Linked DNA regions of Homo sapiens: region 1 is linked to region 2. Evidence: read pairs that join two places in POLR2A ChIA-PET (ENCODE). Cell type or tissue: CD4-positive, alpha-beta T cell. All regions are shown on one strand. Each heading gives the region's core, and the rest is flanking DNA. Links, peaks and the distances in the headings are about the cores only.

Region 1 (2,921 bases), core at 119-2,618, 170 kb before region 2:
AGAGGAGAATAGAAGAAATAATTCAACCTAAATTTACTGCTCAACAGATAACCAACGGACATAAGCTCATGCTCTGTAGTTTATAATGTGTAAACACACTGTAACACATCCATTCTAACTAACATGGTTGGTGTTCCCAATATACAAACTGTTCAATGACTGAATGATCCGTTTCAGTTAATATACATTAATGATCGACACCAAGCTCAAAAGTCTAAATTCTTACTCTGTGAACTTTCTGGTAGATATTATTCTAATTTTCAATGATACAATGTTAACTGATAAACTCTATACCAGTGCACTGGGTGTATATTTGTGTACTGATTATAAGAACAGCTAACTTATAGAGCAGTTCCCTTCATTCTTCACCTTCAAATCTAGCTTATCTTTAAAATATTAATATAATACTGTTTTTAAAAATTTCTATTACCATATCCTTTTCAAGAGTACAAGCTCTAACATGCCAAAAAGCCCAAACTCACAAAGCTAGTGAATATTTTATTTCACGTCAGACATAAAATCTATTATTTCACTTCAATCACGTTGAATATTATTTCACAGAGTAGCCAGTCCATGCTTAAAGGTGGTGACCAGGGAGTCTTACCTTGCCATCTGCAGTGGTATTGATCCTGTAGTGATACACACGTCCCTCGTACCTGAGCGAGATGGACAGCTGCCCAGGGCTACTCTCACTTTCTCGCACCAGGAAGCTGCCATTGATTAGACTGCTGAGCAGATACTCAGCTGCACTGCGTGACACAGGTCCATGGTACCAGGAGTGTTTTTCCAGGCTGTTCACTGGGGTGATGTAGTTGCTTGGCACCCAGCCCTGCCCATTCTTAGAGCGAACTTCACTCCACTCACCATTCTGGTTGTAACCAAGGACTCGTAGCTTTTCACCTAGCCATAAGGTCATCACAGGATGAAAGAAACGATGTTAAGACTTTATTTCAACTGAAGCAGTGTACTGTCAAACTTTAAACTCATTAAAAAAAAAAAAGAATCTAGAACTTTTATGCCAAATTTTTTTTTTAAATAATGAAAACAAACTTGGCTGTTCATCATATCCTGATTGCTCTCTTTAGCTTTTAGCTTAACCACAGAAGTATGGTCACAAATGGTTTTCTGGCATTTACTACAGGGTTTTAAAAGTCTATATACAACTTAAAAAATATCCTTAAGAAATTCTATGTATGCCAGACAGGTTACTAAAATGGCTGGAAAAGGACACAGTGCTCACTCTTCAAAAGAAGAAAATTCACTTTCCCTCAAAAGTTTATCAAGGAATGTATCTTATATATGATTCAATGTTAACAACAATCAAGGATTAGGGATAAGACATGTGAGATACAAAGTGACTTCTAAATTTCACTTGGCACCAAGGCAACAAAACCACTGATGTAAAAAAACAAAAACAAAAACAAAAAATGAACAAACAAAAAAAAACACGGACCACAGAGTTTTCAGCAAGAAAACTGTTTAGTGGGGTGAGGGGAATGGGCAGTTAGGACTCCCAAAACACAATCCCTTCCAGAATGCAAGTTTAAAAATAGCTATAGCTTTCTTATTTCCTTCCTAGTTCCCACAAAGAATGAATCACTCCTTTCCATTCCACATTAAAATCAGTGTGTGGAATGGCAAGCTCACTCTGAAGTTGGAAACCAAAACCCAAGTCACTCAGTGTATCTTTGCTGTCAACTTCAATGTTCTTAATTTTTCTATTAAAATTGTGAACATCAAGTTCAGACTTCAACATATAACTTGCCCCGATACTTGCAGCACAAATTAGGTTTCTTTGACAAAACAGAAAAAGTGAAAGAGATATCACTAGTGATAAATAAATGCTAATCTAAAGAATCCTTGTAGTGCCTCAGGCTCTTATCTCTAAGAGATGCAAGTCTTCCTACAGCATTCACATCTACTTCTTCAGTGTCAAAAAGTAGAAGGAAGCCAAGTCAATCAAAAGCACATGGCCATGGCTGAGCGTGGTGTCTCATGCCTGTAATCCCAGCACTTTGGGAGGCTGAGAGGGGCGGATCACCTAAGGTCAGGAGTTCAAAACCAGCCTGGCCAACATGGTGAAACCTCATCTCTACCAAAAATACAAAAAATTAGCCGGGTGTGATAGTCTGCATGCCTGTAATCCCAGCTACTCGGGAGGCTGAGGCAGGAGAATTGCTTGAACCCGGGAGGCTGAGGTTGCAGTGAGCCGAGATTGCACCACTGTACTCCAGCCTGGGAGACAGAGTGAGACTGCTAAAAAAAAAAAAAAAAGCACATGGCCAGAAGTATCAGGCAAAAGTTTTTAGGAGAACTAAAAATAATTATCCTTGTAACCATCTGTCCTTTTTTAGTGGCCTTCAGAAACGTTTCCATAGAATAACTTTGTATCAGACACCATCTCACCTTAGACACATGGATATGAGATAATGAGAAAAAACACAAGAGTATATGTACATATATACACCTATGGGTACATAAAATATACATATATACAGATAAGAGTAAGTCTGGTGTAGCGGTGGATATGCATAAGTGCACAAATACTTGCCAATCATATTTACAGGAAGAAAAAAAAAAGAATCCTGCTAGAAAAACTGAAGAAAACCTGTTGCTCTGTAGCTTTTCTCTGTTAGTCCACATGAGCTAAAAATAAAGAATATTAGTACTTTGTATATATATCTATATATACATTTTTTAATATTGTTGCTTCCTTGAAAAGAATTGGTAATAACAGGCTATCATAATTAAGATACAGTCAAAGACCCCAGGATTTTTTGTTTGTTGTTCTTTTTTTGTCAGTTATCAGGAAAATTTTTCTACCCTGGAAGTTTTGACTACCATGGAAACTGATAGGGGGATGACTAGTATGGATTCAAATATTGGCCAAACTGGCAGAGCAACCCTAGGGAGAACTTTTT
Region 2 (2,921 bases), core at 195-2,694:
GCTTGTTTAAGAAACAGTGGAAGGCCAAAGTAATGAGTAGAGAAAATGAGACAGCCAAGATCATGCCACTGCACTTCAACCTGGGCGACATGGCATGACTCCGTCTCAAAAAAAAAAAAAAAATGCCGGGCGCGGTGGCTCACACCTGTAATCCCAGCACTTTGGGAGGCCGAGGCAGGCGGATCACCTGAGGTTGGGAGTTCGACACCCCATCTCTACTAAAAATACAAAATTAGCTGGGTGTGGTGGCCTGTAACCCCAGCTGCTCCAGAGGCTGAGGCAGGAGAATCGCTTGAATCCAGGAGGCGGAGGTTGCGGTGAGCTGAGATCGTGCCATTGCACTCCAGTCTGACCAACAAGAGTGAAACTCTGTCTCAAAAAAAAAAAAAGATTGATGGTGTTTAAGGGGGTGGTGGTGAGTGGCAGGCAATGCAGAAGTTACTAGATCATGGTAAGGACTTAGGATGTTTGAAGGGGTTTAAGTTGTGAAGTGACTTGATCTAACTTGAGTGCAATGGTGTGATTGAGGTTCACTGCAACCTCCACCTCCGGGTTCAAGCGATTCTTCTGCCTCAGCCTCCTGAGTAGCTGGGACTACAGGTGCCTGCCACCACACCTGGCTAATTTTTTGTATTTTTAGTAGAGACGAGGTTTCACCGTGCTAGGCTAGCCAGGATGGTCTCGATCTCCTGACCTGGTGATCTGCCCACCTCGGCCTCCCAAAGTGCTGGGATTACAGATGTATTCCACCATGCCCGGCCCTGTTTTAGCTTTTGATGTAAGGTTTCCTCTAGAGTAGCTTGATGGTTGAGGAACCATCTTATTACCAAGGACTCCCTTTTTATATTTCTTCTTTTGGAGACAGGGTTTCACTCTGTTGTCTGGGCTGGAGTGCAGAGGTGCGACCTGTGCTCACTGCAACCTTCGCCTCCTGGGTTCAAGTGATTTTCCTGCCTCAGCCTCCTGAGTAGATGGGATTACAGGTGCTTGCCACCACGCCGGGCTAAATGTTTTTTGGGTAGTTTTAGCCTAGTGTACCTTAAATATGCTCCAAACACTTAATATTAGCCTACAGTTGGGCAAAATTATTGAACACAGACTATTTTACAATAAAGTGTTCATTATCTCATGTAATTTATTGAATACTATACTGAAAGTGAAAAACAGAATAGTTGTATGAGTACTCAAAATATGATTTCCACAGAATGCATGTTGCTTTTGCACCATCATAAAGTTGAAAAATTTTAAATTGAACCATCATAAGTTGGGGACTGTCTTGTGCTTAGAATAATTGGTTACATATTAACTGATACATTTGCTTTCTTTCTTAATGCCTGCCTGTTGTACTCCAGGTACTCCACACTAGATTTGGGGGAGTCTTACAGAAAATACTATGTAATCCCTATCTTTGAGAACTTAAGCCTAATGTAAGAGACAGAGAGTATTGCTCTCTGATTATAGGACAATGTAACATGTGACAGGATGCTCAGTGTAGTGGGACCGCAGAGAGGATGAGATGAGAGGTGGTGGTAAAGGAAACTTCAGAGGGTGAGTTGGAGGCGGTTTAGCGATTAGAGGGCAGGTTGTAGAATCTGATAGTCTTTGTTTTGAATTCTAGTTCTGCTGTTGGAGAATTATTTGATTTGGGACAAGTTAAATCACTTCCCTAAACTCATCTGTAAAATGAGGATAATACTTATCTAAGGTTGTAAAGATTAAATGTAATGTAAAAAGTTTAGCAGCACAGTGCCTAGAGGTACATAATAGGTGCTCATTAAATCAGAACTGTTGGTATTAATTCTATTACTGCTGTAGCTGTGATTCTTTGAAGGCTTGAGTAGGAGTTAGCTACATAAAAAAAGGGCAGAGGAGAAATAGCTTTCTATAGACAGGGAAGAGTATATGGGACACTATGGTGGCCAAAGAATATTTGGAAAATAACAATAGTATCTGTCTTGATTCTGTTGAGATGAAAATAATACATGTAAAACACATAAGCACTAAAAAAAATCAGCTGTTATTATTCTACTTTGAGAAATATTGCATTGTGCTATACTGTTTCATATGGCTTGGGTAATAAACTTTAATCTGGCATTTATTTTTTAATCATTTTGCTATCTTTTTTTTTTTTTTTTTTTTTTTTTTGAGACGGAGTCTTGCTCTGTTGCCCAGGCTGGAGTACAGTGGTGTGATCTCAGCTCACTGCAAGCTCCGCCTCCTGGGTTCATGCCATTCTCCTGCCTCAGCCTCCCGAGTAGCTGGGACTACAGGCGCCTGCCCCCATGCCCAGCTAATTTTTTTTTTTTTTGTATTTTTCGTAGAGATGGGGTTTCACTGTATTAGCCAGGATGGTCTTGATCTCCTGACTTCATGATCTGCCCACCTCAGCCTCCCAAAGTGCTGGGATTACAGGCATGAGCCACCGCACCCGGCTTCATTTTGCTGTCTTTTATGCTTTAAACTTTTGCTATATGCTCTTTAAAAGAGTATCTACTTTAAATTCCCCATCATCTGGCCAGAAAAAAAAAGTCTCTGTTCATCTGGCCAGAAAAAAAAAAATTCCCATTATTCCTTGTAAAATTCCTCTCTTACTGAAACATCTTGGTTCCTTTTGTGTCTTTCTTTTTCTTCCCTGATTTCCTCTACTTTGAGGCTGTCCCTCAAAGTTTAGTTTTCAGTTCTTACTTCTCTCATCATTTCTGATGAAGAGATAGATGCTCTTGTGGCTTCCTCTGTCACTTTTACACAGAATTGGACCATTGTAAGTTGGGCATCGTCTTGTGATTTATTAGCCCTGACTTTTCCCTTAAGTTCCTCTTAATTAGATCTTATGATATCATAACATTTCTACTTGATATATTCATCTGCTGTTCCACAATTGTTTCATTTGTTTGATTTCAGAAATAATTAGAAGAAAGCCG

The links. ChIA-PET counts read pairs that join two places held together with the same protein. Peaks named below come from ENCODE experiments on the same cell type or tissue, not always from the same donor. Only the 100,000 strongest peaks of a DNase experiment are listed, where the experiment ranks them.
Region 1: POLR2A ChIA-PET joins it to region 2 with 6 read pairs; 10 of 35 experiments call an interaction of 5 or more read pairs at or near these places.

The regions. Positions count from the first base shown.
Region 1 is chr1:179,125,773-179,128,693 of GRCh38, forward strand. ABL2 (ABL proto-oncogene 2, non-receptor tyrosine kinase) reads right to left here. Exons shown (of 12, transcript NM_007314.4): 4 at 605-900. Among named protein-coding and RNA genes, the nearest start is that of TOR3A, 45 kb to the left of the region's middle. In CD4-positive, alpha-beta T cell, for the core only: no CTCF peak of the experiment used is centred there; no DNase peak of the experiment used is centred there.
Region 2 is chr1:179,297,627-179,300,547 of GRCh38, forward strand. All of the region lies in intron 1 of SOAT1 (sterol O-acyltransferase 1), which reads left to right. Among named protein-coding and RNA genes, the nearest start is that of SOAT1, 5.3 kb to the left of the region's middle. In CD4-positive, alpha-beta T cell, for the core only: no CTCF peak of the experiment used is centred there; a DNase peak (open chromatin) is centred at 1,515.